Linked DNA regions of Homo sapiens: region 1 is linked to region 2. A link is an interaction called in ENCODE POLR2A ChIA-PET data of the cell type or tissue named here. Cell type or tissue: GM12878. All regions are shown on one strand. Each heading gives the region's core, and the rest is flanking DNA. Links, peaks and the distances in the headings are about the cores only. Region 1 overlaps C5orf15 (chromosome 5 open reading frame 15). Region 2 holds the start of LOC124901210 (small nucleolar RNA U13).

Region 1 (15,894 bases), core at 4,686-12,685, 110 kb after region 2:
TTGCCGTGAGCTGATATCACACCACTGCACTCCAGCCTAGGCAATAGAGTGAGACTCCGTCTCAAAAAAAATTTTTTAAAGAAATATAAATTGGTCCAATCACCTTAGAAAATTGTACGACATTAGCTATTCAAGCTGGACATACACATCCAGCAATTCCACTCAAGTATATACCCACCAGAGATGGAAATACCCCTGCAAACAAGAAAAGACATGTGTAAGAATATTCCTAACAGTATCACCCATAATAGTATGAAACTAGAAACAACTCAAATGTCCATCAAATGTGGGTTAGATAAGCACAGTGAGTATATTTTTATAATAGAATACAATGTAGCTATGAAAATGACTGAACTGATGCTACACACTCAACTACCATGATGAAACCCACAATCTAATGTTGAGTGAAAACAGCCAGCACAAACATGTATAATGCATGCAGTGTGATGCAATTTATCTAAAATTCCAAAACCTACTAAACGATGGTTTTACACATATATGCTTAGATAGTAAATCTAAAAAGCAGAGTGAAAAAATAATTGCCATAAAGATCAAAATGATAATTCCTTGTGGGGGAGACTGAAGGTAATAATTAGGAAGTGAGGATTGGGGGTGCTGGCAAAATTCTATTTCTCTACCTGAGCAGTGGCTAAACAGTGTTTACTTTATAATAATTTGTTAAGCTGTACATTTGTTTGATGTATTTTTCTGTAGTGTGCTATGTCATAACATAATAAAAGAAAGTTTAAAAGAAAAAAAGGAGAATACACACAAATGTTGAGGGCCTAAGGGTAGAGAACCTTTGAATAATTTCTTTTTCTTACCTTCTGTAGCTGTTTCATTTTCTAGAGTTATGGGGAATTAGTGATAGAGAGCAGGGAGTATGGAAACAGACCATGCCTTAATTCAAATCCCAGCTCTCTCTCATCAGCTCCATGACCTTGCGCAACTTGCTTAAACTTTCCATGCTCCTGGCTCCTTATCTGTAAAATGAGGATAATAATAGTAACTGCCTTATTGGGTTGGTTGCACACACAGAAATGGCAAATACTCAATCCGTAGTAAGCCCTGTGTTAGCTGTTATCAGAATGTCTAAATTACCTTTATAAGGAAAAAAAAGTAAAATGCAGTTTTCAGCCTATAGCATTCATCACACTTCACTATGATTCTTTTTCTTCTCTACCTGACAGTGGGCACCACAAGGGCAGAGACAGCATTTGCCTTGAACCACTCTGTCTTCCCAGCACGCAGCACAGGGCCTGAGTAGAAGAAGTCCAGGTGTTTTCCTTTTAATGCAGTGCCATGGTCATAGTAGAGTGTGGACCCCTGAGAGTGACCCTCCACGGCCCAAGCCCTGCCTCCATCCATGCTCCCTGAGGCGAGGCTGAGGCATACATACCGTGTAGCCTAAAAGTAGCCACCTCTCTGGGGTCCTCGGTCCCCTTGCCTCTCTGCTGTCTATTCTTGGGAACAGTCCAGGGAATGATGGGAAGGGCCCCTTGGCCTCTTTATTGGGAAAGGATGAGGCTGGAGAACAGGGAATGGGGTTGAGAGGCTCCAAAGGAGACCCACCTATTCCCTAATAGGACCATGCATGCCTGGATGGTTCAGGAGAAACCCAGCTCTGACCAGCTGTGTGCCTCAAGGTAGTCCCAAGGGGACTAGGGAAGGCAGCCTCAGGACTGTGGGCTATCCCTCCTTGGTGGACTCGAGGCTCAAGCTGGCTCTTCTGTGGTCAGTGACATGGTGAAAACTCCTTCTTATGCACAAAATCCTTCCACAAACATCAATCCATTTACTCTTCCTAACAGACTAGCGAGCTAATCAATCACTCATTTTATAAGGTAGGAGACTGCAACAGGCACAGCATGCTCAGACTATGGTCATCCAGCCCTGGCCTCAACCCATACCCTTCTTTCCCTCCATTTCTCCCTAGGTCTGTCTTCCTAGAAGACCAGGTAGGTGCCACATGGGCCAGGATGACCTCAGTCCCAGCAAGGTGCAGGACATTCGAGTTAGCCCTCAAGACCCTTGACCCTTCCTCATTTCCAAGGAACAGTCAGGAAAAATGGCCTGGGGAGGACGCTCAGCCTAGGGGTTAGGCCCAGAGAGGGATTCCAACCCAGGCCTGTATGATTTCATGGCCCATCCTAGCTCTGGCAGGGCCCACTGCAAAGCATGGCCTCCTCAGGTGGGAGTGCTGTCCAATCCACATGCCAAGGGGAGAGAAGCACAAAGGGCCCTATGAGAAGAAAGGCATCCAGGAAGTCAAGGATCCCCAGAACATGGCATCTCTGGGTTTCCCAGCAGAGAAATGAGGCAGTTTTGAGGTTGTGAGAGAAAGAGGCATAGGGTTTCAGAGTGGAACTGTTAGGATAGGTGGAGAAAGGCTTCCTAAGTAAGGAGTAGGGTTTTTTTAATCTAGAGCCTCATTAGATTAAAAAACCCCTCGGCCAGACGCAGTGGCTCACGCCTGTAATCCCAGCACTTTGAGAGGCTGAGGCGGGCAGATCATCTGAGGTCGAGAGTTTGAGACCGGCCTGACCAACATGGAGAAACCCCATCTCTACTAAAAATACAAAATTAGCCAGGCATTGTGGTGCATGCCTATAATCTCAGCTACTTGGGAGGCTGAGGCAGAGGAATTACTTGAACCCGGGAGGCGGAGGTTGTGGTGAGCCGAGATCGTGCCACTGCATTCCAGCCTGGGCAACAAGAGCTAAACTCCATCTCAAAAAAAAAAAAAATCCCTCATGGCATAGGCACTGCATTAAAAGCAAAACACCTGGATTCCTTTTACTCAGGCCCTGTGCTGCGTGCTGGGATGACAGAGTGGTTCAAGCCAGATGCTGTTTCTGCCCCTATGGTGCCCACTGGTACCAGCTAGTACAGATGGGTCTGGGACTCTTTAGGATGGAGTTAGAAGAGAGGTGGGCTTAGACCTCATGGGGTAGAAGCTGCTGCTTACTGGTCCAAAATCAGGCTCCCTTGAGCCACTTAAACAGCCTAGACAGCAGGCCATTACCACAGACGGCTACTGAGATGTGAGTCAGAAACAGCTCCAGCTCTGAGCTCCAGTGGTGCAATTGGTTAGCATGTGGTACTTACACAGAAATAGCCCTGGCTCCATTTCCAGAATCTGTCCCAGCAACTTCCGCTCCTAACGTCGAAATGAAAACAGAATCCAGCTAATTGAAGAGAACCACCCCAAATATCCTGGCTCAAGCTGTGCTGAGTCAGGCCAGACTGACAACCTCAGGACAGCCTTCTTTTCTGTTCCCTTGGAAGACATTTGGTCCTCGAAAGACTTTTAACCTTTTGAACTTCAGCTGGGAAGGATGAACTGCTTCACACTGAACCCAGAAGGGAGGCAAACTGCTGCACCAGCAAACCAGGCTGAAAGAAGGCCAAAGGGCAAAGCCAGCCCTGCTCACCCCACCCCACACACAGGATGGGGGAGAACTGGAACATCGGCAGCAGTGCCGGCAGTGATCTCCTTCACCTTCAACAGGCAGCACCTGCTCTGATGAGAACCTGGGATTTGGAGGAAGGGGTGATATCTCATACAACTATTGTGGGCTTTAGCTTCCCGTAGAATTGTGGATGTGCACATAAGGACTGACACGCTGTACTCGGCTCTGATCCCGCATTCATCTGTGTACCCAGGACGTTAGTAGTATTGGACTCTATGCAGACTATGTGATCTTGTGCAGAGCCTGAGTTGTCTTGGTTTTCTCCTCATCTAATTTCTCAAATACTTCATTGAATAACAATTTAAAGGGGCCTAGCAGGTGCCAGGTAATGAGCTTGGGGCTGGAGAGCAGTAAGAGCCAGTTCCTGTTCTCAAGCAACTCACTCGGTGGGGCAAACCACACATTCCGCAAGAGCTTGCACTCACGCTCAGGAGATCACATTTAAAATCAAGAAAGCCCAGTCAAGGTATGTGGTATGGTTTAGACCTGTGTCCTGCCCAAACTTCACGTCGAATTGAAGTCCCCAGTGTTGGAGGTGGGGCCTGGTGGGAGATGACTGGATCATGGGGGTGGTTTTCTCATGGTTTAACACCATCTCCCTTGGTGCTGTTCTCATGATAATGAGTTCTCATGAGATCTGGTGATTTAAAAGTGTATAGTAAGGCCAGGCACAGTGGCTCATGCCTGTAATCCCAACACTTTGGGAGGCCGAGGCGGGTGGATCATTTGAGGTCATGAGTTCAAGACCAGCCTGGCCAACATGGTAAAACCCCACCTCTACTAAAAAATAAAATAAAATACAAAATACAAAAATTAGCTGGGAGTGGTGGCAGGTGCCTGTAGTCCCAGCTACTCAGGAGGATGAGTCAGGAGAATCACTTGAACTCAGGAGGTGGAGGCTGCAATGAGCCAAGACTGCACCACTGCACTACAGCCTTGGTGAAAGAGCGAGACTGTCTCAAAAAAAAAAAAAAAAAAAAAAAAAAAAGAAACTGTGTAGTACATTCCCCCTTACTCTCTCTTGCTCCTGTTCCTGTCATGTGAGACAACTGCTCCCCTTTCGTCTTTCACAATGATGGTAAGCTTCCTGAAACCTCCCCAGAAGCTGAGCAGATGCCAGCATCATGCTCCCTCCACAGCCTGCAAAACAGTGAGCCAATTAAACTTCTTTTCTTTATAAATTATCCAGTCTCGGGTATTTCTATAGCAATGTGAGAACAGACTAATATAACATGCCTGCCTGACTGCCCAAATTCTAAATGTCTGTTTCTGTCTGCCCCACAAGTTCCAACACATTCCTTTTCAGCTAAGACACAGAAACGGGAGCTAAAAGGTAATCTATTATACCATTAGTACCAAAATCGGGTGCAGAGCTTCAGGTCTGACCAGAAAGTGAGTCTAGTCTAGGAGAAAGGAGCAGATAACACCACACAGGAGGAGGTGGCATGAGGTTGTGAGGCTCAACTGTGGCCCCTGCGTGCCTAGTCCCTAGCACTAGTTCCTAGTGCTCAAGTGCCTCTGTGAGACTCCAGGGGCATTTTTAATCAATGTATGATCTGATGCTCCAAAAGTCTGAGGCTACTTAATTGCAGCACTGTGACCTAGGTGGCTGGACCACCAGGAAGTACCCAAGAATCCCCCAATCCACTAAGGGGGATGAGCCTCCACACTCGGGGAGCCTTCCATCCCAGATAGTGACCCCAGGATGCTAGAAAGAGCACACTGATTTAGCCACTTTGCTTTTCTTTGCCATCCTACTTTGCTACAGTTTTCAATAAACTTCAGTACCTCGCAGTAAGTTGGACCTAAAGAAGAATTTAGCAATGTAAGTGGAATTCATAGAGGCAGAGTTGCACTGCTGAGAGGGACACCTGCAAGTGAATCAGGTTAGATTGCTCCCAGACATACACTACTCCCCGTCACCACCTAAATGTCATCACTGAAATGAAACACAGAAACACACTCGTGAAATCATAGATTTATATCTTTGCCATTTATTTTTTAAAATCTTATTCAAAATATTAAATAATAGTTTCAGATATGAAAAAAATTACTGCAATAAAACGGTTCAGGGGTATTTCCATTGTGCTTCCCTTCCCTATTAGGAAAGTACACTGTCCGCCCAAGAGACAGGATGGACGGCCTTCTTCCAGCTCTACATAAAGCGCAAGCCCACTGGCTCACCCGGGTCCTGCTTAACATATATTAGGGCTATGTTTTCTAAAAAGCTGTAGTGACACTTGTAAGTCAACCATGGTTCAAATCACATATTTACATATTGATCAATTCTTTATGATAGAAAGACAGACATAAATGAATCCCATAGTAAATACTTTCCAGTTGCCATAAAAAACAAAAACAAAGAAAACAAGTGTGGGGGAAAAAAGGTAATTGTACACAAATATCCTTTATGTATACAAACAACTTCATTCAGGTATAATTTTAATTTGAAAGACCTAGGTACAGTATTATTTAAGTGATAATGACCCCTAAGATTTATTCAAATTTACTGTAAAATAATAAACGAAGTAAACGAATCTGATATAATTTTAAACTCTGCCCATTGCTTGAAACCTTGGAGGAACCCATGCTACAATCAATTGCTAACTAAAAGCAATTGTACATGTATTTAACATTTTACCAGTTTCTGCTTCTAAATTTAATATAGTAATTCCAACCAAAAAAATAGTATCTCTGTAACATTTTATCTATGTCCACTGCAAGCTGCAGAGTCTCTGTTGCCAAGATTTCTTGACACATTTAATGTTTTACCTAAAATTGTGGTCAGATTGAGCAATATCATTATCCTAAATTATGTTTAAATTATCTAAAAATATCCAAAGCAGTTTTCTTGGAAGAAAAAAAAATATTACTCAAATCCAAAGCATTATCACACATATCCTTGTACATTACAGTTTGGGAACAAAAAAAAATGTGGATAAAAAATAGTATTTGAATGGCGGAGAATGAATGTGAGTCAGCAGTAACAGATATGTCAGAATTTAGTTACAAGTTTGGGATCTTTTAAAAGTAGCATCACTAATACTTCCAGAAGAAGCATAATAAATCTAAAACAATAAAAACTAACAGTGTAAATATAAGGTAATGTTTAACTCACATTTTGGACACCTGATTAAACTCAGCTCTAAAAGTACAGATAAAAAATTATATACTCGTTTGTGACATTTAATTTCCAAAGCACCAAGGCAAAAGAGAGACTCACCTCTCATTTAAGTACCAATTGCCTATGGCAAACATTTGCACAATATCATATAAAAAGTCAAGCAAATAAAATTACATAAGCAAATTCAAATCACAGTGCTTTAAAAAATATAATCATTGGTAATCTTCAAAGAAGGCATTGCCTCATTAACATTCTGATCTAGGCGATGGTATTCCACTGTTTTGGAACAAAGGCCATCACGCCATTTCCTGCTTTGAACCAGAAGAAAAATCTGGAAAACAGAAGTCATTAAATAGGCAAAAGAGAAAACAGAGAATATGGTAAACATTTTTATAACAAGTAAAATATCTCTCTTCTAGGTTTCTAAATATAAAACACAAAATATCAACAACAAAAAAGCTATTTTAGGCCGAGGCAGGCAGATCACTTGAGCCCAGGAGTCCGAGACCAGCCTAAGCAACATGGTGAAACACCATCTCTACAAAAAATACAAAATTAGCCAGGCATGGAGGCGCTTGCCTGTAGTCCCAGCTACTCAGGAGGCTAAGGTGGAGGATCACTCGAGCCCAGGAGGCAGAGATCACAGTAAGCCATGACAGCACCACAACACTTCAGCCTGGGTGACAAAGCAAGACCCTGTCTCAAAAAAAAAAAAAAACAAAAGCTATTTTGCTTTCCATCTTGTAAAGAAGGCTAAACAGTGCTTCTCAAATTTCAATATATATAGGAATGTTTGTTAAAGACTCAGATTCCTAGGCTCTATCTTCAGAGACTGAGTTAGTACTTGAGGTAGAGCCCAGGAACCTACTTGTTTAACAAGTCCCTTTGATGTTCATAATAGAGATGGCCAAACACTAAACAGTGGGATATAATATCAGCAGCACTCAAGGTTCTGTCTACCCATAAACACTTACAAAGCTAGCAATATAGCACTAAATACAAATAACCAGAAGAGTTGGTTGGTTTGCTTTTTTTTGAACTATTATTAGAGTCACTGATTCTCAAAGCAGGAAGGCATTTTGAAATTATCAGGTCCAGTTTCACTATTTGTCAGGTAAGGAAATCAAGGCCCCGAAGGGGAAGGTGGCTTACAGTGTTACAAAGCAAGTTACAATAAAGTCAAGAACTGAGACTTCCTGACCAGTAAGTATTAAAAAGGAACTGTGTGTTTGATCTCCCTTTAAGGATTTTAAAAGGCTTAACTATTCAGCTTTGGGACTGTAGAGTGCCAACATGTACCCTCACACTAAATGTGATGTATCCTGTCCTACAGATGTCTCTTGTGCCTCATGTAATCCAGCAAACTGGTAACAGCACAGAAATGTTCATCACAATATTATTTCTGAACCAAAAATTGTAAACCATGAATCTAGTATGTTTTTAGCCAGGCACAGTGGCTCACGCCTATAATCTCAATTACTTGGGAGGCTGAAGTGGGAGGATTACTTGAGGCCAGGAGTTCACCAGCGTGGACAACATAGCAAGATCCTGTCTCAAAAAAAAATAATGTTTTTAAAGAATATTAAGGATATGGAAAATGCTCATGATTGGTCAGGACATAAAACTCTATGAGATAGCTGGGTGCAGTGGCTCATGCCTGTAATCCCAGCGTTTTGGGAGGCTGAAGTGGGTGGATCACTTGAGGCCAGGAGTTTGAGACCAGCCTGGCCAACATGGCAAAACCCCGTCTCTACTAAAAATACGAAAATTAGCCAGGCGTGGTGGCCTGCGCCTGTAGTCCCAGTTACTCAAGAGGCTGAGCCATGAAAATCGCTTGAACCTGGGAGGTGGAGGTTGCAGTGAGCCGAGATCGCACCACTGCTCTCCAGCCTGGGAGACAAAGTGAAGCTCTGTCTCAAAAAAAAAAAAAAAAAAAAAAAAAAAACTCTGTGAGATAAAATTCCTTAAAAATCATTACATACACCTATATGTATAAATTATATGCACATTTATAGACCAGAAATACACCAAAACGTTAATGCTGAGAAGTAGTTTAAATTTTCTTTTCTAAACTCTTCTGTTTTCTGAATTCCCTAAAATAAATGTGTAACACTTTATAACCAGAAAAAAAATCAAAAGATTAAGTTCAATGTTAATAAATTAAAAGACAAATATTAAATTAACATTTTCTCCACAAGTATTCCTACTGAAGTAATGATGCCAAATTAAGACATAAACTCTTAAAAAAAAAATCACTGGGCTTTGGTATTACTCATTAAGAAATAGGACTATTTCTTTTTTTAGAAGTACATACATTCAAGCATTCTGTCTGCAGTGTGTTAAAATACACAATAGATTTACATGCTGATTAGACATCTCAATATTTTACTATGAATTTAAACTTCACTGAAAAAAAGGAAAGAGGGCTGGGCATGGTGGCTCATGTCTGTAATCCCAACACTTTGGGAGGCCGAGGCGGGAGGACTGCTTGAGCCTGGGAGTTCAAGAACAGCCTGGGCAAAATAGCGACACCTCGTCTCTACAAACAATAATTTTTAAAATTTTAATTTAATAATTTTTAAAAATTAGCCAGGTGTGGTAGTGTGAATCTGTAGTCCCACCAACTCGACAGGCTGAGGCAAGAGAATCACTTAAGCCTAGGAGGTCGAGGCTCCAGTGAGCTGTGATTGTGCCACTGTACTCCAGCTTGGTTGACAGAGTGAAACCCACTACACTTTTTTTTGCAAAAAAAAAAAAAAAAAAAAAAAAGAACCATGAATCATCAAAAGCATTATGACTGAAATAATAAAGGGCTAAAAAAATCCCAAACCTACCTTCCTTTTGTTGTGATATGTAATGTAAACAACAGCAATGCAAAAAGCAAAAATAATAAGATGAAAAAAGAAATGGCTGTCTTCCTCTTCTATATTTGAGGATGGCATCTTAAAAGATTTCACTGACTGTTCAATTTCCATGTAACCCCTGTTTTCTTCCAAGGTGTCATCAGACTCGTCGTCGTCCCTGGGGCCCGTGGTCCAGTCATAGTCTGGTTCTCCATAATCGCCATTGTCTAGAGTGTCTTTGGCTGTGGATGGAGAACTGTTCAGCATGAGAAGATCCTCCTCCTCTATACTAGGATCTTCATTGTTATCAGCTTCCTCTTGAGACAGAGGAGTAGGCGAGGGATGAGGGACCACAGATGCTCCTCCACTTTTCTTGGTACTCGTCGTGGGAGGGAGGGTGGTGCTGATTTGGGAAATAGAAGGTTTGGTTTGGTTTTCATGTGTTAAAGCATTCACATTTGGGGTAGAAATATGTGAGTTGAGTACGGTTGGGCTCGGTGAATCAGTCCGTGATACAACTGAAACAAACAAAGAATATCAAACTGAAATCTCCAACTTTATCTCCACCAAGCTAAAAGCATATTTACCCAAATTTTACACTAAGCATTTCTCTCTGCTACATTCCTATAACTTTCTCGAAAACTAGTTATTAAGTCTCAATAGCCAGCATTCAGTTACATTTCTTCTTAGTCAGTTATTCTTCAGATAATAATTGCTTTGCTAGATACTAACAATTTAAGCAGCATAAAAGACCTACTGCATCATACAGCCTGCCACCAAAAGAAAAGAAAAAGGGCTGACTTTAAGTCACGATGGCAAAGTTCACATACAGCCCTCACCCATCCCCTCTGTTTTCATTTCATAAAGGGTGTGGATTTCAGTTACCTTGTCCAGACTTTACCTGATCCCTAGAACAGACCAAAAAGTGGCTGATTCTCACTCAAGTAGGTCCCAAAAAAGATATGGAGTTTGGACCTAAATACTTTCAACACAACATAACAAATTCAGGGGAAGCTATAGGCATGCTGTAGATAGTAATTCTAAGTGATACTTGAACTAGAGGACTCCCTCTCCTAAATTCAAAAAAAAAGAAGGATCCTTACAAAGAAGAAAAAACTTCTAAAGGAGAAGCATCCGAAACGGGAACCTGAGAGCTAAGTGACAACTAGACTATTTTGAAGATGAGGGAAGGCATCTAGGTATAGCAAATGACACCAAATACACACACATTCTTATTTCCCTGTGCTGCTACCTACTCAGCATAGTTTACTAAAGGTAAAATTCTTTACATAAGAATTCTTACTATTCTTTTACCAAGAAGAATGAATAGAGGAAGATTCCAGAGGAATCCCTGCCGAAATTTAACCATCTCTAATTTATAATCTAATGTAGTATCTGTTGAAGAACTTCAAGGACCTCTACTACACTAAAAAAATAAAAAAAAAAAACCTCTGTCATGTAGATCTAAACATATTCAGACAATATTTTAAAGTCTATCACATTAAAGTAAAATATTTTATAGGGGTAAGATTAAACCAAGTCATTCTAGTGCTTTCACAAACATGTGCATTCACACAAGTTAACAATCCAACAGACAACCCTTTCTTCATGTGAATACACTCTGGTTTGTGTACCACAGTTGACATCCATTTTGTGTAGAAAAAAAAAGAAATAGCTGGTGTCAATTAGAATGAACAGAGGATCTCAGAAAAATAATGTAGTCAGTTAGTAAAAAAAAAAAAAAAAAAAAAAAAAAAAAAAGGCCAGGCCCTGTGGCTCACGCCTGTAATCCCAGCACTTTGGGAGGCCGAGGCAGGCTGAACATGAGGTCAGGAGCTCGAGACCATCCTGGCTAACATGATGAAACCCGGTCTCTACTAAAAAATACAAAAAATTAGCCAGGCATGGTGGCAGGCACCTGTAGTCCCAGCTACTCGGGAGGCTGAGGCAGGACAATGGCGTGAACCTGGGAGGTGGAGGTTGCAGTGAGCCGAGATGGCGCCACTGCACTCTAGCCTGGCCGACAGAGCAAGACCACATCTCAAAAAAAAAAAAAAAAAACCAATAAATTAGTAAAACTCTCTTTTTCCCTTTTTTTTTTTTGACAGGGTCTCACTCTGTTGCCCAGGCTGAAATGCAGTAGCACAAACATAGCTCACTGTAGCCTCGACCTCCTGGTTTCAAGCCCCCCATGTAGCTGGGACCACAGGCACATGCTACCCTGCCTGGCTTTTTTTATTTTTCATATATTTGTCCAATGCCATATGCAATTTTTTTTTTTTTTTGAGACAGCATCTTGCCATGTTGCCCAGGCTGCTCTCATATTCCAGGGTTCAAGAAATCCTCCCACCTTGGCCTCCCAAAGTACTGGGATTACAGTAAAACTCTTAAAACATTTTCAATAATTGAGTTCCTTGAAATTTTTTACTGGAAGAAAAGAGAAATAAACAGGACCTACAACTCAGTACATTACTCAGAAAACTACTAACAGGAATTTCTGAAAATAATTTTTGCATTTATCACTTCAACTTAGTTATAATTCAAGAATTTAAAAATTATTATTTTCTGATACATTTAATTTTCCTGCCAAAGTACAAAAAACATGTTTTAAAATAAAATTTAAAATTGAAATAAGTGGGAGCCAACTAACTAAACTTAACTTTTAAAAGAACAATTTTTCCATGGGTAAGTACCTTTAAAGGACACAAGCTGATAGGGTGGGAATAATTATAAAGAAATTTCCACCACGCAGTATAGAATTCACAGTCATCAGCAAATCCCTTCTTTCACCCTTTGCTTTCTTGTTATTACTGAAACCTGACTCTCCCTTAAGGACACATTTTCCTTTCAGCCTGTTTAAGTAATAGCTGTTTTTTCTCCCACATCCTTGAACCACTGAATCTCAAGGAGGCACAGTTCTCCTCCTCATTGCCCTTTTCAGACCATTCTCCCGTTCTTCTCCCTAAATGCCTCTAGCTTTGATTCTCTTATCTTAAGCTATAATGCACTAACTTACTTTCATCCAACTCCAAAGTCATGCCCCCTAATTCTTAATGATCTTTAGCTCCTGGCTCTAGAGTTCACTCCATCTAAGACAAGTACTCCTGCCTTGATTTCAAAATCTTTGACCTCCTCTCTTCTCATGAGCTAGCCCTCCTCTTTACCTCAGCCACTCACTCCCAGAGTCATTATTTATTATCACAATTCTTCCATAATCTCAATTTCATGCATTCTACTTGCTGGCAAGACCTCCTATCCTTCCAGTTCATTCCCTGGTATTCTCAATCCATAAACACCTACAACCCTCTAATCCTTTTCATTCCCTTACGGTCACCATCAAAACTTGCCCAATACACTCTCTTCTCTCTTTATTCAGATTCAATTCTGTGTCAGCTATTATAATTGCTTATAATCACTCTCTTACATCCATCTTCAATTCCCTTCCCCCTTGTCCACTTTGACCCATTCACTTGGTGAGACTACACTCATCCCTAGTTATTAATAAATCAAGCTCTCTGACTACTCACATCTGCACCCAGCAGCTGAACATGGCTAGAAAAAATATACAACCATGCCACTGTTTTCATTTCATTTTAAATTCAATGCCAAAGATTCAGGTGTATGTTTAAAGCTGTTGGCAATTAAAATTGTTGGCAATCATATTTTCCTAGTCCATTTACCCTTCTACTCTCTTAGGACACCAATCACATTTTCCTCTAACCACAAACTTCAAATGTCTTCTCTGTTATCCTCATTTTCAACTGATGACATCACTTCCTAACTTTTCTGAGAAAAATTAAAAGAACTTCCAAGAACGACCAGAATTCTAGACTCATAAATCCAACCACCTACTTGACATCTCCTCTTAGATGTCTGACATTCACATTAATATGTTCAAAATGAATTCTGGCTGGCTTTCAGGAAGACAAACACACTCTTCCCTGTTTCTCCCACTAAAAACAACTAAAAGCTCTGAACATTATGTATAAAATAACACAAGAACACTCTGAAAGGTGGAAAGAACTGGGTAGAACAGTTAGAGACCTCAGGATATGTGAAACAACATGGTGGTGACTTCCTTAGGTTTTTCTTTTTACCTCATATATCCCAGGCTAAAGACAAAAAATAAAAATGGCAGACTTCAGCTCTAACATATCCATAGTGCAGTAAATGTAAATGACCTAAATACATCAATTAAAAAACAGAGACTGGCAGACTCAACTACATGATGTCCATAGAAAGCTCATTTTATTTTTTTCTTTTTGAGACAGGGTCTCGCTTTGTCACTTAGGCTGGAGTGCTGCACAAACACATTCATAGCAGCTTTATTCATAATAGCCAAAAACTGGAAACAATCAGGCATCCTTCAACAGATAAATAAAGTGTAGTCTACCTATACCATAGAATATTACTCAGCAATTTAAAGGAACAAACAACCAGGACTGGTGGCTCACACCTGTAATCTGGGCACTTTGGGAGGCCAAGGCAGGTGGATCACAAGGTCAGGAGTTCGAGACCAGCCTGGCCAAAATGGTGAAACCCCATCTCTACCAAAAATACAAAAATTAGCTGGGTGTGGTGGTGTGCACCTACAATCCCAGCTACTCTGGAGGCTGAGACAGGAGAACTGCTTGAACCTGGGAGGCGGAGGTTGCAGTGAGCCGAGATCGTGCCATTGCACTCCAGCCTGGAGTGCAAGACTTACTCTCGAAAAAATAAAAGTTAAAATTTAAAAAGGAACAAACTATTGACACATGTAACAACCTAGGTGAATCTTCAGAGAATTATGCTAAGTGAAAAAAAGTCAATCCCAAAAGTTACATACTGTATTATTCCATTTATGTAAGATTCTCAAAATTACCAACTTATACAAATGGATAATTTGTGGTTACCAGGAGTTCAGGAGGGGTGAGGTAGGAGGGAAGTGGGGTGGCTTTATAAGGGCAATATGAGATATCCTTGTGGTGATGGTAATGCCCCGTATTTTGACTGTACCAATGTTAATATCCTGGTCGTGATATTGCACTATTGTTTTGAAAGACGTTACTATTAGGAAAACTGGGTAGGGGATATGCAGGATCTCTATATTATTTCTTACAACTGCCAAGTGAATCTATAATTATCTCAAAATAAGTTTAAATAAATTCCTATGCCCCACTCAAAAAACAAAAAAACTTGTTCTACTTAGTCTCCATCTCAATTAATGGCAACTACATCTTTGTAGTTACTAAAACTAAAAACCTTGGAGTTGTCATTTTTTTTAACATCCCACATCCAATCTGTTATTCTGACATATGCAGCATTTGAGGGCTTTTCACCCTCCACTGCTCCTGCCTCATCCAAGTAACCATTATCTCACATGGATTATTACAATAGCCTCCTAATTAATCTGCCTGCTTCCACCCTAACTTCTACTGTCTATACTCAACACAGCAGCCAGAGTCATTCTGTCAAAACTTAAATCAAATGTTACTCCTCTACTTAAGACCCTCTAGGGCCATCCATTTCTCACAAAAGTGAAAATTTTTATAATAGCCTTCAAGATCCTACATGATCTGGCCCCCATTACCTCACTCTCATTATCTTACTAATCTCCCTAACAGCTCTATCCCCATTACCTACTTAATAGATAGCAGGCACTCAATAAATATTTATTGAATATGCTCTCGATTCAACTCTCACCACAAATCCCACACCACATCCCACATAGCATCTATGCACCTACTGCACTCCCTCAAGAGCCCATGCCATGGTTCTCAGCAAAACGCCACTCATTCTTCTAAGGATACCCCCAGTATCACCCTATTCATTGTTTAACTCCAATACCTAGCACCAAGTAGGAGCAGAATGTCTTAGTCAAGCAGTAAAATCTTGGAAGTAATACACAAATACAGCACAAGAAAAAACAAATAATTGACCTGAAACATGTAATACAAAGGCTATCAACTTACTCAAACTCCTTCAAATCAGAGAAGTTGATTAAGTCAGATATGAAGAGTATTCAGAACAAAGGTACAACTCTGACTTTACGGATTTAACTGTTGACCTTCTATGAGCATATAAATAAGACTTCTAAATCTTCCCTTTCCTAATTGATATTACCTCTCTACTTGAAGCTTAACATTTTAAAAATAAAGCTTAGGCCGGACACGGTGGCTCACGCCTGTAACCCTAGCACTTTGGGAGGCCAGGGCAAGTGGATCGCTTAAGCACAGGAATTCAAGACCAGCCTGGCCAACATGGCAAAACCCCATCTCTACAAAAATACAAAAATCAGCTGAGCACGGTGGCAGGCACCTGTGGTCCCAGCTATTCAGGGGGCTGAAGTGGGAGGACTGCTTGAGCCCAGGAGGCGGAAGTTGCAATGGGCCAAGTTTGTGCTACTGCACTCCAGCCTGGGCGACAGAGCAAAACCCTGTCTCAAACAAACAAACAAAAAAGGCTGGGCACAGTG
Region 2 (15,894 bases), core at 3,399-11,398:
GATAAGAATTCTGTTACAATTTCTTTTCAGAGAATGTAACATATTCTTTCCCCCTCTTCCAGATTCATAATGCATATTAGCGTAAAGCCTCTGAAAAGTCCTGTAGCAAGAAAACTTTGTTTCATCCCCATTTTCATGAATTTATTTAATGACAGAAAGTGGGTTGAGGGGCTATCTTTTTATTAGCAGGACAGAAATTAACACCCCATGAACATTGTACAGAACATGCAAACATTGTACAGAGCATCCTTAGACTTCTGATCCCACCATTGCTCTTGCGGGACTGTGGAGCTAAGTTGTTCATAATAAAACATTGTGTCTCAAATTGCCTTATGGGAGCTAAGTCATGGCTGAGCGCCCCTTTGCTGAGTGGTATGCTTTTTTGGGTGTTCCAAAGCAAAGATGGGCCATGTACCATTTTCCAAATTAGGCTGATGAATGCATCAACCTTTTCCACCTGCCAGTAACACAACAAGAAGTTTTTAAAAGGCTTTTGTTTACTGTCTGCCAATACACACGGGGCCATTAGCCAGTTGGCAGGTCTTGTGTGAGCTTCATTTCTGCCAGCTACAGTGAGCTGCCCACTCCTTAGCTGACAGCCTCGATCAATGCCCCTTCAATGCTAAAGGGCTGCAGGGGTGAGAGGTGGGGGAGAGCAAGTTGGTTTGATGAGAGAGTAAGAAACAAGGAGAAAGGGACAAAACCTTCCTTCTACCCTTCACATTACAGAGTCCTCCCACTCAAAGCCTCATTACAGGCATTGCTGCCTGTCTGTTCTACCAATCTTTTGATAATTTAGTTGTGCTTCCAGTTGAGAGCTGTGTTGTTTAATAAAACAGAGACAATCGACTCTTCCTCAGTGTTGTAATAGCCTCTCTGTGTGTTTACTTGAGAACAAATGCTGTTATAATTTCTTTGGGGAATCAATATCTTCCAGTGCATATGCACAGCCCTATTGGAGGTTCAGATTGTGTAAGGAGAGAAGGGGAAATTTATTGCCTTGTAAATGCTGGCAGAAGGTAGTAGGTTTAGTGAGAGCTGTAATTAAAGTTTTGCTGATAATAAAAAATGGAGGCAATAAACACTCCGATTTTCCAGTCCTCAGTCTCAGAATGGCTGAACCATCACAGGGTCCTGGACTCTTGCTGGTCTCTGCACAATTAACCTCTGAAGGTAAAGGTCCCAGGGCCCAAAGGCTGCCAGCTCCTGGGCCCTTGAGATGCCCTCCATGTGCTCACAGGCCCATCTGCTTTCTTCAACTTTAGCAGCAGCAAAGTCAACCTTTATTTTACCAACTGATTCTAAAGCTGGCTATTCAAGCCAGAGCTACCAGGCTAAAAGTCTACACAGGATTTGAGAATGAGGAGTTCAACCTGGAGGCAAGCACCCGTACTCCAAAAAGAACTGAAGTATAAGAGGAGATAAATCACTCGCTTGTCAATCTTTCTGCAGGGGGACCCCTCTCCAGGAATTCATTCAAGTCTTCCAAAATAGCACACAAAGATTTTCCAAAGGTGATTGCTTGTTTCTCTGCTAAGCACTTGCTGTGCAGGTTTGTGTGTGCTCCAGGTTTGATGGAGGCAGAGGAACTGCATGGTTGGGAAGGGGATGGAGACCTCCTCATGCCCACAAGGCGGCAATGTCTACAAGGTACCACTGACACCTTGCCACTGGCTAAGGACATCTGCATTGTCTTTTCCAACTGGGATGAAATCACAGTCACCTCTCTCCCTGCAATTCCTGGCTGTGTCCACAACAGTATCAGACTATGGAAGAAGGAGGCAATTTCTCTGACCCACTGGGATGGGGGCATCTTCAAGGCTTCTTTGGCCCTGGGTATCAAAGTAAGATCAACTGGCCTGGGAAAATCAGAAACTATCCTCACTCACCAGCCCCACTACCACCATCACCCCTAGGTTAAGTTCCCAAAGGGGAAGAACTTGTCTATAATCTCTGTAGCCATCCAGACAATAAATACCTACTGAGCACCTACTATTTGCCATGCACGGTATCACCGCACCCAGCACCAAACTCTTGCAGAAAGAACAAACAAGTGAGCAAATTGGCCTCCATATCCACCAGGAGGTTCCTCTGAGAATACAGGAGCCCGAGTTCTTCTAGAAATAATAAGATGCTCCATATTGACCACCTACTATGTACCAGATGGCCTACACAGCCCTTTACACATGTCCATTCTCTCTTTTGGTCCTTACAACCACTCCCCACTGTGAGGTAGAGATGGTGGTTGTTGTTGACAGTAGAGGACGGTAAGGCTCAGAGGGGCAAGCCATGTGCCCAGAGCCAACGCCACCCAACACACAGCACAGGGCCAGCAGGGAAGGCCCCAGCTGATGATGCTCCAAAGCCTGCATTCTTTCCATTATGCCATGTTCCCTGTCAACAATGTCACATGAGCCCCTCACCTGCCATCACTTGTCTTCTCCTCGCAGGGTCTGCTGAGAGAGGAGGTGGAAGGTGCAAAAAGAATTTCACTCCTGAGTCCTTGAGAGAGCTCAGCAGAAAAAGGGCTAAGCAGGGCTGCCAAGCAGCACCACGGGGAAGCAGCAAAGGGGTCTAGGGCTTACCTGTCCACAGGAGGCAGGCCTGGCTGGGACCACTGGCTGCCGGCATTTCTGGATTCTGTGCCTTTCTCTCCTGTCTCATCTTCCACCTTCCTTCCCTCCTCTAAAACGTTCAGAGGACTAAGAGCCTGCAGGGAATCTCAGTCCAGTCCCCTTGCCAGCCCAAACACCTCCCACTGGGTGGCCCTTAGCCCTGGGTCTCGTCCAGCCAGTGCCAAGCATACGCAGCCCCTTTCCAAGGCCGGGCACATGTGGTGCAAAACCAGCTAGGCACCAGACATAACAAGGTACTGGTGAGGTGCAGAGGCTGGCTGTCCCCAGAACACAAGACCCTCCCGGTGTGCAGCCCTCTCCTGGGCAGCTTCCCTTAGAGAAACAAAGCTCCCAGCAGCAAGTTCCAAGTCCAGGATGGTCCTGCACCAATTCCGATGCTGTCCCTGCAATCCCTTTCTTCAGATGCCTAGCACTTGCACAAACTTCAAGTTGCTCATCTCCAAATGGGTGAGGGACTCACTCTGTCATATCAGCTTCCCTGGATCTGCCCGCAGGGAGCAGCAGGCCCAAGGGAGAGTCTGGAGAAAGTGTCCACATTTGCAACTCTCCAACTCTGTGACTTCTCCAAGGTACCCAATGGCCCCACATGAGAGCTCCAGAGCTCAGGCTGCGGTGGGGACCCTAGGCCGCTGATTAGCCAATAACATCACCAGCAGGCATTAAATCTATCCTCAGTTAACCCAATGTCTTTAATAATAAAGAAGATTTTGCACTGGGGATAAATACTGTGTCTCATTTTCTCACTCTCACTGGTCTCCTGTCACTGTGCGCTTATTAATACAATCACTAACATATGGCTCCCAATCAGCCACTAAAATGCTGCTGTTATTCCTACTAATTCGACAATAAAATATGGCTGTGCCAGGCCATAAAAAGTAGGCTGCCATGTGACTGGGGGCTCTGTGGGAGGTAAGCCAGGGGGCCCAGAGCTCTAGACTGGCCACCGGGAACTGAGCCACCATGGCCACGGCCCTGCAGGCCCTGACTTCCAAGGGCCCAGACACCACCAGAAACTCAGAGGTGTTCCCTGCTATATTTCCATTACTGTATAACAAATTACCACAAACAGCAGCTTAAAACAACACCCATTAATCGTCTCACCGTTCTGTAGGTCAGAAGTCCAGGCGTGACTAAATTCTCTGCTCACAGGCTCACCAGGCTGAAGTCAAAGTGTCAGCTGGGCCACATTCGCAGTGGGAGGCTTGACGAGGGCGGAATCCACTTCCAGGTGCATCTCATTCAGGCTCTTGGCAGATTTCTATTCCTTGCAGCTGTAGGACTGAGGTCTCTGCTTTCTTGCTGGTTGTCAGCCGGGGCTCACTCTCTGCTCCTAGAGGCTGTCTCAGGTCCTAGCCCCCCACCCCTCCACAATATGGTAGCTTCCTTCTGCAAAGCCAGTGGGAGAGTCTCTTCAGTCTTAAACTGCATAATCTAATCAGGGCTGGGGGCGGGTGATATCCCATCCTATCCACAGTCCCACCACACTCAGGGGGAGGGGCATTCTGCAGGCCATGTATACCAGAGGTGGGAATCTTGGAATCCTGCCATCTCAGAATCCTGCCCACCACACACGGTATTAAGATCTTCCACTTGCCTGTCTTTGTGTGTAGGCAGCCTTTCTGCTGACAACTGGACCTTGGTTCTAATCTCACTCCCCTTCCCCCACACACCAGAGAAGAATCCTACAGCATCTGGCAGCTCTTCTCCCAGGCCAAGCCTCCACCACTGGCCAAACAGAGAAGAAAGCAGTGGGCTCAGGTAATGTGATGTGCAAGGGATGGACGGAGGGGCTCAGGAGCAGCCCCACCCTAGGCTGCACAGCATGGAATAGGTATTTGCAAAAGCATTCTCTTCACCAAGTAGCAATAATTCACTTCCAATCCAAAGAAGGCCCTTCCTCAGACCTTCTTACGGCTTCTCCTAAAAAAATCTCCTCTCTGTAAAGCTCCCAACTACTGAGGCAAAGCAAATCCCATTACGCCCCAGGTTATTTCCTCACCCTGGTTCTGAGCACCCAGATTCCTGGGCCCCACCCCCAGATCAGTGGACCCAGAGAAATAGGATCTGCCTTTGTAAAGCTCTCAGCCAGAGCTGCTGCCCAGGAGCTCTGAGGGAGAAGCAGGCCTGGGGCCCTGCCCTGATCCAGCTGCTTTCAATGAGCTCTTCAAGCCCAGAGAGGAAACAAAAACAAACTGGCTTTTGATTTTAAGAATCAGGTTTATATGAAAATACACTCATCGTAATTAAAACACCATAACCCCAAATGATCCCTATAGCCTTCCAGATAATGTCCACCTTCTTCCGGCTCCCCACTCCCAGGCCTGCACAGGGGGCCCCTCACCCTGTCTCACTGGCCTTCTCTACTCCCCATTAGTCTTCCTGAGCCTTTACTCTTAGGGTCCCCTCAGCTGGGAACACTTTGGGAGGCCGAGGCAGGAGGATTGCTTGAGCCCAGGAGTTCGAGACCAGACTGGGCAACATGGTGAAACCCTGTCCTTAAAAAAAAAAAAAAAAATTACTTAGCTAGACATGGTGGTGCATGCCTGCAGTCCCAGCTACTCGGGAGGCTGAGGGTAGGAGGATCAGTTGGGACCTGGAGGTCGATGTTACAGTGAGCCATGATCATATCACTTACACTCGAGCCTGGGTGACAGAGTGAGACCCTGTCTCCAAAAAAAATAAATAAAGTCAGATTTTGCAAAATCTGAAAATGAGAGTCAGACTCTCGGCAGGTGGGGACCTCATCTCAAGCCCTTATCCCACCCCCTAAACTCAGGTGGCAGGGGACAAAGACTTGAGGCATGGCAACAGACTATGACTTTAGAATAAAGGCAGCCACAGCCATCGGCATGACTATGAGCTGCTGGGCATCAGTGCCTTTCTCCTGGCAGCAAACAACCCCCACGCCATAGCCTTGGGGCAAATCTCAGAGAACAGGCTGGGCAGAGGGCCCTAGCAGGGGAGTCAGCTTAGGTCGTGTCCTGGGGATAGCTACATGCGGCAGTCCTGCCGCCGTCCCCCTGTGTCTCCACACTTTCCCTGGCGTCTGGGACCTGGAGACTCAGAGAACATGTTTGCATCTGTCAAGCCCAACAAGTCATTAATTACACCTTGGGGAAAGTCACAGAGGCAGGGTGTGGATGGGCAAACACTGTTCAAACATGCTGAGGCAAACCTCGAGGTTGTGTTTGACACTGCTGGGGTTATTGTGGTAAGTCTCTGTTTTGGTTGACTACAAATCCCAAAACTTTCCAGTGTTCCTTTTGGAAGATCTTTGAATTGAAAGATTCAAGCCTATACTGCTCCTTCCTTCCCTGAGGGAGTTCCCTCAGTCACTGTGACCTCACCTATGGTCCTTGAGGCCTGAGGGGTCCTCCCCAAGGTCCCTCTCCTAGCCCCCAAGGTGAAAATTCCCCCCCAGAGCTAATGCCAGGGGGTTGGAGCAGGATTAAACTTTGTCACAGCCCTCGGCCTGCTGTTGCCCTGACTCAGGATTCTAGGAAGGACTTTTGGGCTAGGAGCCTTGTTTGGTTTGTTGGGTTTTAAGATGGAGTTTCACTCTTGTTGCCCAGGCTGGAGTGCAATGGCGGGATCTTGGCTCACTACAACCTCCACTTTCTGGGTTCAAGAGATTCTCCTGCCTCAGCCTCCCAAGTAGCTGGGATAACAGGTGCACGCCACCACGCCCGGCTTTTTGTATTTTTAGTAGAAATGGGGTTTCACCATGTTAGCCATGCTGGTCTCGAACTCCTGACCTCAGGTGACCCACCCGCCTCAGCCTCCCAAAGTGCAGGGATTACAGGCGTGAGCCACCGCGCCCAGCCAGGACTCTTGTTTTACAAGTGGGCTCAGGCCCACAGCAAGCAGGATCCTATCTAGCTTCAGCTGAGCTCTGAGTTTCTCGAACTGTAGAGTCATCTAGGAATCCTGTTAAAGTGCCAGTTTGGACTCAGCAGGTCTGGAGTAGCACCTGAAATTCAGCATTTCCCACATGCTCCCAGGTGACACCCATGCTGCTGGTTCACAGACCACACTTTGAGTAGGAAAGCTCAAAAGTAGCACTGCCCAGCAGAAATAGAAGCAGAGCCACATAAGTCATTTTAAAGTGTCTCCTAAACACATCAAAAAGTAATTGTCATAATGTATTTGATTTAACCCAATGTGTCTAAAAGAGTATTATGTCAACATATAATGAATATAAAAAATTACTTATGAGATAGCTTACATTCTTTTTTTGTACTAAGTCTTCAAACTGCAGGGTGGATTTTACCCTTACAGCACATGTCAGTCTGAACTAGCCACATTTCTGCACTTAGTGGCCACATGTGGCTAGTGGCTGCTCTTTTGGACAGTGCAACTCAAGGGGATGGGAGAAAAGGAAAAGAATATGAGAGGAAAGAAGAAAAATCAAGGAGGAGCCACTGGGTGACCCACCTTGGGACAATACAGAAAGAGCATAGCAATGAGTTCTAGATGCAGCCCTGCCTGTCATTCAGTGTATTGCCTAAAGAGAGTCAGGTAAACTCTGGACCTAGCCCTTTCCACCAAAAAATGGGTACAGCAATGCCTGCCCATCACTAGCCCCAAAATCTGGGCGAGACACTGTTCCCAGCTTATGGGGCTTGTCAATATTGGATTCTGCCAAGCAGAAACCTAGAGTCTCCAGGCAATTAATACCTGGCTCTCCAGGGTGGGGCCTGAGCCCTCCAGAGAGCTCCAACAGGAGAGTCTCTATGTTCACTGTTCAACAGAGCCTCCTGGGGAGGGGGGTGGGCAGGCTGGCAGGGGCTTTACCCCCACTCCAAAACTACCCTGAACAATCTGGCGCTATTTAGGAAGGGCACTTTGCTGTCACTGTGAATCGAGGAAACGCAGGCAGATAGAATTAGTGCTGCCCACCCATCTCACACTGTCAGAGGAGCTATTTTCAGGTCCTTGCTGCTGAGTTCATTTTCACATCCTTTGCTCTTTTCCTGTGTTTCAAGAGCTGAAGCACCAGAGAGGCCGGTCCCGATGGGTATTCTGGTCTGGCCACTTCCTGGATCTCTGAGGCCCAATAGGGATTTGGGGGAAGTGAACTTTGTAGAACTCAGGAGCAGGGTGGGGCACGAGGTTTGAACACCAGCCTACACTAGTGAAGCACTGAATGCCACATATAATCTTAGTTACCTACGCTTTACAGACATCAAACCTGTGGCAGGAGGAGGAAAAGGAGCAGGAGGAGAAAAGTAAAGCCAGGCTAGGTGACAACCTAACCCAGCAAATCCCTAAGCCAGGACCTGAGCTTTCCAATTCCTGGTCCTGTGATGCTGCTGCACCAGCGGATGCCAGGTGAGCCAACTGCCCACCTCTGGCTCCCCTTTGGGGCACCAATGGGCATAGTGCCTGGCCCAGCCTCCAGGGAGCCACACACACAGCTCAAGGGCCTGGTTCTCTGAGAGGGCAGTGAACCTCCCACCAATGGCCCAGACTTTTCCAGCCCCTGGTCAAGAGGCAGTCTTGTCTCAGTCATACTAACAGAGTCTGAGTCAGGGGTCCTCGGCGCCTGCCTGTCTCACGTTCCTGAAGGAGGTACCAGAAGTCCTCCAAACCTCAGCCAGGAACCAACCATCCCCAGGTACTGGACGGAGCTTTTAGGTTAAACAGAGGCAAAAAGAACCTGTGGACTCCTTCCGTACCAGCTGGAAAGGGAAGGTGGGTCTGATGGCCATGCCATCTCCCAGCAATACCCAGATAAGGGTCCCAGCAGGAGAGGTCGCTGGCCCCTACATCACCCTTGATATGAGGGCACTCACTCATCTCCCTTTGGGCCTTGAGGAAGTTAACAAAAATAATTAATTCCCTACCCTACCTGCTGGAACCACCTCTTGGTCAAGTTCTCCTTGCCCAGTGATACAATACATACTATTTGTTCCCAGGCTATTTCGTTCCCCAACTGGTCCAAGGGTCTGAGGGTAAGAAACACTCCCAGGCTCCCCTCCCCAGCCTAAGACAACTTCATCATGCCAGGCGGGCCCTGGTGCCAGCTGCCCCTTGCTGTCACCTCCACAGTCCTTTGAGCTCCATGGGTCTGGCCACATGTGTCCCCATATCTCATAGCATTCCTCTCAAGGTGCCGGGCCTGCACATGGCAGACCCGGAGCCCCATGCTTCTCTCCTGGAGGAGGAAAGTGCCAGTAGGGTGACCTCTGCTCATCCGTCAGAGTTCAATTTAGACATCACCTCTTCCAGGAGGCCCTCCCCAGCTGAACCAGGTACCTCTCCTCCAAGCTCCCACAGAACCCCATCCTTCCCCATTCCCAAGGGAAACTGGGAGGTAACCTGGCATCTTTGTTTGACCAGTGACTGGTATATGCAGTTGGTACTCCAAAAATTCTGGCTCACGGAAGGAGCATGCTTCTCAACAAATCCAGCCAACCACATGGCCCAGGGCACTGATACACACAAATACTCACAGACTCAGCAAACACACCCTCCGGAGCCATGACCGCAAATATCCTGCTGAGAGCGCCTTTGAAGTTCAGAGAAATGCTGGGCACAGTTCCTCAGGCCAAGATAGGGGCAGCTGGGTGAAAACAGGCCCCCTGCCAGTGCCACTGCCTACCCCCTTCCCCCACCCCAAGAAACCTACACAGCACTTTCTGGGGGAAAAGCAACCAACAAAGACAGCAGCTGCCTCCCTCAACAGCCAGACCCCCAGAGAGTTTAAATGGAAATAAAATAATCTCACTTCGTCACCCCAACCACAGATAGGCACAGTCAGGGGAGAACAGCCGGCTAACTGCTTCTTTGAAGAGGCGAAGACTCTTTTACCCAAAAGCTATTTGTCCTCCGTAAATGGGATTTTAGAAACAGTGCTGAAAGGGAGGCTATGGCCGCAAGAGCCTAAGCTTGTATTATACATTAGACAGATATTTAGAAATAAAGCTTGATTAAAAGGAAAGCCATAAATGACAGCGGAGAGCTCCAGACCCTCCGAGGCCTTCATGCAAATGTCTGGCTACTCTGTCCATCCCAGAAATCTGGGCCAAACTGTAACCATTTCTCTGATTTTTTAAAAACTGTTGTCTCCCCAGCTGCTTTGAGGGGCTGTGTTCTGTCCCTGGTGGTAGGCTCGGATCTGAGGAGGGGAGGGTCTGAACAGGGACCAAGCACTTGTGCCAGGGGGCCCCTTGGAGCCGCTGTCCCGCAGAGGTTGGTGTGCATGCTCAGACTCCCCTCCGCAGGCTCCCCTGAACATCGCCTGGTCCAGGAGGCCTCCCCTCGTCTGTCATCAGGCTAGGTCGGTGTCCTCTTTTCACAACACTCATCACACCCTGTGCCACCAGGCTGTGTGTGGCTTCCATGGGGTAGGGAACCCTGCCCTGCTCTGGGCAGTCTGTGAGATTAACTAAAGAATAGTGTGTCCCACACACACACACTAAGAGGCATGTCAGGAAGGAGGCCAAACCCCGGCCAGTAGACACCTGTGTAGTCAGCCTCACTTGGTCTTGTTAGTTACTGCTGTTATTATTATCAACATTCATCAGTGATGGCTGCAGTTCCAGTCTTTGGCTAATGCCTCCATTTATGCCTAGTGTTCCATTAGTGGAAAGCTAAGCATGTGGGAGTTATTTATATCTTACTGCTCAAGGTCATCACCAAGGTCTGATTTTTCAAATTCAAAAAATTACAACCTCAGGCATAAATGGGTTAATCACTGTTAAGACCCCCTTAGAACTATCATAGGCTAAAAACTCTTCTGAGTCTTCCCTTTTCAGAGAAAATGAGCTTACTTCCCGTTCTTTTTAACTGAAGTCCATACTTTATTCAGATTTTAGTAGTTTTTACCTGGTGTCCTTCTCTTGTTCCAGGGTCTTCTCCAGGATCCCAATTACCCTTAGTTGTCACATCTGCTTAGGCTCCTCTTGGCTGTGAGATTTTTCTCATACTTTGCTGGGTTTTGATGACCTCAACCGTATTGAAGGGTACTGGTTGGGTTTTTTATAGAATGACCCTCTATCAGAATTTGTCTGATGTTTTCCTCATCATTAAACTGGGTTTGTGGGTGGAAAACCACAGAGGTGAAGTGCCATTTTCATCATATCATACCTGGAGTACATACTACTAACATGGTTTATCATTGTTGATGTTTATATTGGTCAACTGGCTGAAGTAGTGTTTGTCAAATTTCTCTAGATCTTTTAATTGAAATCTTTCCCACCTCTCTAAACACCACATCAAAAATCACCTCCTCCTAGAAGTCACCCCAGATTGCATGTGCACACACAGGCACACATACTCTATTGGCTCCTCTCAGGACTTAGCACACCTCAAAGTATTTCAGATGTCTGTGAACTTTCCAACCTTATTTTGACTGCATGCTCTGTGAAGCAGTGACCTAATGCCCAGCAAGCATCTAGCCTACGATGAAAACTGACCACACATTTAGTGCTCACTGATAGTACCTCACAGGCACTATCTGGCTATAACCCAATGAGGGAAGAAGGTCTCTTGTTATTGCCATTTTACAGATGAAGAAGGATCTTGTACAGCAAGTAACCAGCAGAGCCAAGATCTGGCTGTGTGGCTGTGCGATCGGTTCCTTCTTGGCTCTGCTCCACTCCTTCCCCCGGGGGTAGGTAAGCACTGTCAGCTTATCCTCCACAGCTGGTTCAAGGACATGCTGCTGTAATGGAGGCAGAAATGTTTGGTGGGCTGAGAGTCTGGGGCCTCCAACAGCAGCACCAAGGATGTGAGGCTCTGTCCCACCCAGGCTCTGTCCCGCTCCCAGCCCTGGCAAGTATGGACCATGACACCAGCACACCCACATCCCTATAAATCCTCAAACAACCACAGCTTTTTTTTTTTTTAACGTCAGATGGGTAATATGCTGATGTCATAATGAGGTTTAAGGGAGGCACACCTCAAGTGAGTTTGAAAACTCAATCATCACACTTAGGAAACACAAAAGATCAAGCCTTACCAGTTTTGACATCCAGAGACGGGAGGCCGGGCTGTGCACTTGCTAACATGCTGTGTCAGCGAGAAGTCAAATGATGTACGTGGAACTGGAACATCTCCCATAAATTTTATTAAATTTTAAACTTTAATAAAACAATGACACAATTCAAATGCCAGCTCTGGACTTCCTCATCCCCACCACCTACCATCATGGGTTCCCCAAGAACCCTCCCACTGGCAGAGTCTTCAGAGTGTTCAAGGCTTTCCTGTGGTGTTGGCATTGGACTCTGGGACCTGGACCAGGGAACCAGAAGACAGGGGGCCTAGTGGGAGTCGATGGCCTCAGAAGACCCAGGTGGGCACACAGCTAGATATGACCCAGGCAACCAATACAAGAGGTTTCCAGTCTCCAAGATGGGAGAAAGAGAGAACGGGTATTGTCAGCTCTGATTAAGGATGAGGCTCTCTGTTGATTCCCCAGGGACCCAGATTTAACAGTGTAGTTAAGAGCTAGGACCCCAAGTTTCCTAGAGTCAGACAGATGGTAAATCGGGCTCCAGAACAATCGCCCACTTCTCTCCAACAGCTACAGCAGAAGAGCAAATCGTCCCTTCTGTGCCCCTTCTCCTCCATCTTCCTTCAGATTCAGATAAAAGGTAGGGAACAAAGTAATCAGCATCCACTCAGCCAGGATACTTCTCCAAGCTTCACTTCTCCAAATCATGCCACCACCACTCTGGCTCTGGTCTGGGGAGATGAGAGGACTGTCCACGTGTCCCCACATCAGCCCCCTTCAGCAAAAAAGGAAGTAAGGAGGTCTCTATTTCTGGGGGCAGGGCATAGCTGAACAAAAGGCAGCAGAAACTTCCAGACTGAAACATCCCTGTCTGACAAGCTCTGAAGAGAGCAGTGGTTCTCCCAGCATGGTGTTTGAACTCTGAGAAAGGACAGACTGTCTCCTCAAGTGGGTCCCTGACCCCTGTGTAGCCTAACTTGGAGACACCTCCCAGTAGAGGCTGACTAACACCTCATACAGCTGGGTGCCCCTCTGAGATGAAGCTTCCAGAAGAAAGATCAGGCAGCAATATTTGCTGTTCTGCAGCCTCCACTGGTGATACCCAGGCAAACAGGGTCTGGAGTGGACCTCCAGCAAACTCCAACAGACCTGCAGCTGAGGGACCTGACAGTTAGAAGGAAAACTAACAAACGGAAAGGAATAGCATCAACATCAACAAAAAGGACATCCACTCCAAAACCCCATCTGTAGGTCACCATCATCAAAGACCAAAGGTAGATAAGACCACAAAGATGGGGAGAAACCAGAGCAGAAAAGCTGAAAATTCTAAAAGCCAGAGTGCCCCTTCTCCTCCAAAGGATCGCAGCTCCTCCCCAGCAACAGAACAAAGCTGGATGGAGAATGACTTTGACGAGCTGACAGAAGTAGACTTCAGAAAGTCGGTAATAACAAACTTCTCCGAGCTAAAGGAGGATGTTTAAACCCATCGCAAGGAAGCTAAAAACCTCAAAACAAGATTAGACGAATGGCTAACTAGAATAAACAGTGTAGAGAAGACCTTAAATGACCTGATGGAGCTGAAAACCATGGCACGAGAACTACGTGACGCATGCACAAGCTTCAATAGCCGACTCAGTCAAGCGGAAGAAAGGGTATCAGTGATTGAAGATCAAATGAATGAAATGAAGTGAGAAGTTTAGAGAAAAAAGAGTAAAAAGAAACGAACAAAGCCTCCAAGAAATATGGGACTATGTGAAAAGACCAAATCTATGTTTGATTGGTGTACCTGAAAGTGACGGGGAGAATGAAACCAAGCTGGAAAACGCTCCTCAGGATATTATCCAGGAGAACTTCCCCTACTAGCAAGGCAGGCCAACATTCAAATTCAAGAAATACAGAGAACACCACATAGATACTCCTCAAGAAAAGCAACCCCAAGACACATAATTGTCAGATTCACCAAGGTTGAACTGAAGGAAAAAATGTTAAGGGCAGCCAGAGAGAAAGGTCGGGTTACCCACAAAGGGAAGCCCATCAGACCAACAGCAGATCTCTCGGCAGAAACTCTACAAGCCAGAAGAGAGTGGGGGCCAATATTCAACATTCTGAAAGAAAAGAATTTTCAACCTAGAATTTCATATCCAGCCAAACTAAACTTCATAAGTGAAAGAGAAATAAAATCCTTTCCAGACAAGCAAATGCTGAGAGATTTTGTCACCACCAGGCCTGCCTTACAAGAGCTCCTGAAGGAAGCACTAAACATGGAGAGGAACAACTGGTACCAGGCACTGCAAAAACATGCCAAATTGTAAAGACCATCAAGGCTAGGAAGAAACTGCATCAACTAACGAGCAAAATAACCAGCTAACATCATAATGACAGGATCAAATTCACACATAACAATATTAACCTTAAATGTAAACCTGGGCTAAATGCCCCAATTAAAAGACACAGACTGGCAAATTGGATAAAGAGTCAAGACCCATCCGTGTGCTGTATTCAGGAGACCCATCTCACATGCAGAGACACACATAGGCTCAAAATAAAGGGATGGAGGAAGATCTACCAAGCAAATGGAAAGCAAAAAAAAGCAGGGGTTGCAATCCTAGTCTCTCATAAAACAGACTTTAAACCAACAAAGATCAAAAGAGACAAAGAAGGCCATTACATAATGGTAAAGGAAGTAAGGGGGTCTCCTGCACAGGAAGGGCAGTGTGGTCCCCCAGTTCCCCCGTCACACAGCAACAGCCTCAAGGACCCTGCTTCCTCATCCCCAGCCCACTTCTTGCCATTTGCTGGATTGCATGCCTTCTAAAATCAGACTTCCTGCAGAAATGCTTTCAGAAAAACATTACAAAACAAACTGGTGACTGTGAGTACAACACTGAGCTTCCTAGCACCCTGCCCGACATGCCCCAGTCCCTCCACCACACACTCGTGATGAAACCCCTGGGAGGCCCCCATGGAAGTTCAGCCTACTTAGCTCAGCACCTTTCAAGCACCATTTCCAGCCATCATCACTTTTTTCCAGGCCAGAAATCTTGTTGAAAGGATGGAAGAAAAGAGAGAGATCTGCTAGCCTCGGAACTAATCCATTGTCATTCCAGCCAAGGGGCCCTCCATCAGCTTTGTAAAGCTTTCACTATGAAGCAGCTTCTAAGTCCAGGCAAACAAACCAGCCTATGGAATTCCATCAAGAACCCAGGAATCCTTGGAGTTGGCACTACAGACCCTCCCCGCTGGTGTTGGATTTCAAGGGCCTCCAGGATTGCTGACTCTCCCTGCTGCAGCCGCTGCCTCTCTCACTTCCACACCAAGCCCATTAGGTTTTCTTCAATTCTTAATGCCCTTCAAGGATAAACATGTTTCCTTAAAATGAAGAAATTTTTTCTCCCCCAAAGGGTGAGAATGTTTCACACTAGGGAGAAGAATAGGAGAAACAGTTCAATTAGGTTTAAGGCATACGCCCACAAAACCCACTCTGTTGTAATTGAAAGTAATGAAGTTTAATAAAAAACCAGCACAGCCCCTTCAGCATCAGATTAGATAGATGTCACTGAAACTCATTTGAGCGCTGTCTTTCAAGGTTCCTTCCGCAGGGCATTGCAATGAGCAAAAGCCAAGGAGAAGGAGGACAGGTTAATAGTTCTGACTCCCTTCTAATCAGTCTCAGCTGGGAGGGGATTCTGGGATTGGATGCCTGCTGCCTGCCAAAGCCCCTCGCCAAGGACCTGTTGAGCCCACATCGGGGCTCAGCCTTCACGGTCACTTCATGCGTTGGCTAGGCTGGGAACACACAAATGTGCACACATGCACACATACACAGCGGGCTTGTGGAGGCCAGGCCACAGCGCCCCTCCCTGCCAGCACCATCTCTCACCCAGCAAGGGTCCTTCAATCAACTGCCAAGGGGCCCAGGGTCATCAACCCACCTGCAGAATGCTCATTCTCGCCCAGGGGCATTTTCAAGAGACAGATTCACAAATTCACTCCTTGAACTCTGACCCTCTTCTCCTAAATGCCGCGGGGCCTGTCACCTCAGCATAACTGAACCGAATCATCGAGCATCTTTCGCCCAAAACAACTACTCCCCCTGACTTCCCTAGTCTTCTCTTCCATGTTTTTATTACAAAAGTAATAGATGTTCATTATGGAAAATTCAAAAAATACAGAAAAGCCATAAGAAGAAAATGAGAATATCTCATAATATCACCACTCAGAAATCACATTAACATTTTGGTTTATAGTCTTCCGCGCATTTTTGTGTGCATATGAAGACAGGTTTTTCGTTTCGTGGGG

The links. Peaks named below come from ENCODE experiments on the same cell type or tissue, not always from the same donor. Only the 100,000 strongest peaks of a DNase experiment are listed, where the experiment ranks them.
Region 1: POLR2A ChIA-PET joins it to region 2 with 11 read pairs; 3 of 35 experiments call an interaction of 5 or more read pairs at or near these places.

The regions. Positions count from the first base shown.
Region 1 is chr5:133,950,063-133,965,956 of GRCh38, forward strand. It overlaps C5orf15 (chromosome 5 open reading frame 15), which reads right to left. Exons shown (of 3, transcript NM_020199.3): 2 at 9,432-9,958; 3 at 5,448-6,928. The coding sequence ends at 6,797. It overlaps LOC105379182 (a long non-coding RNA gene), which reads right to left and starts at 3,550. Exons shown (of 5, transcript XR_948797.3): 1 at 3,109-3,550; 2 at 825-983. RefSeq lists enhancers at 7,399-7,448, 7,459-7,508. In GM12878, for the core only: no CTCF peak of the experiment used is centred there; a DNase peak (open chromatin) is centred at 7,719; H3K4me3 peaks cover 1,650 bases; H3K27ac peaks cover 2,137 bases.
Region 2 is chr5:133,839,367-133,855,260 of GRCh38, forward strand. LOC124901210 (small nucleolar RNA U13) reads right to left here and starts at 11,591; the gene lies at 11,491-11,591. It also overlaps a transcript of FSTL4 not described here. In GM12878, for the core only: no CTCF peak of the experiment used is centred there; no DNase peak of the experiment used is centred there.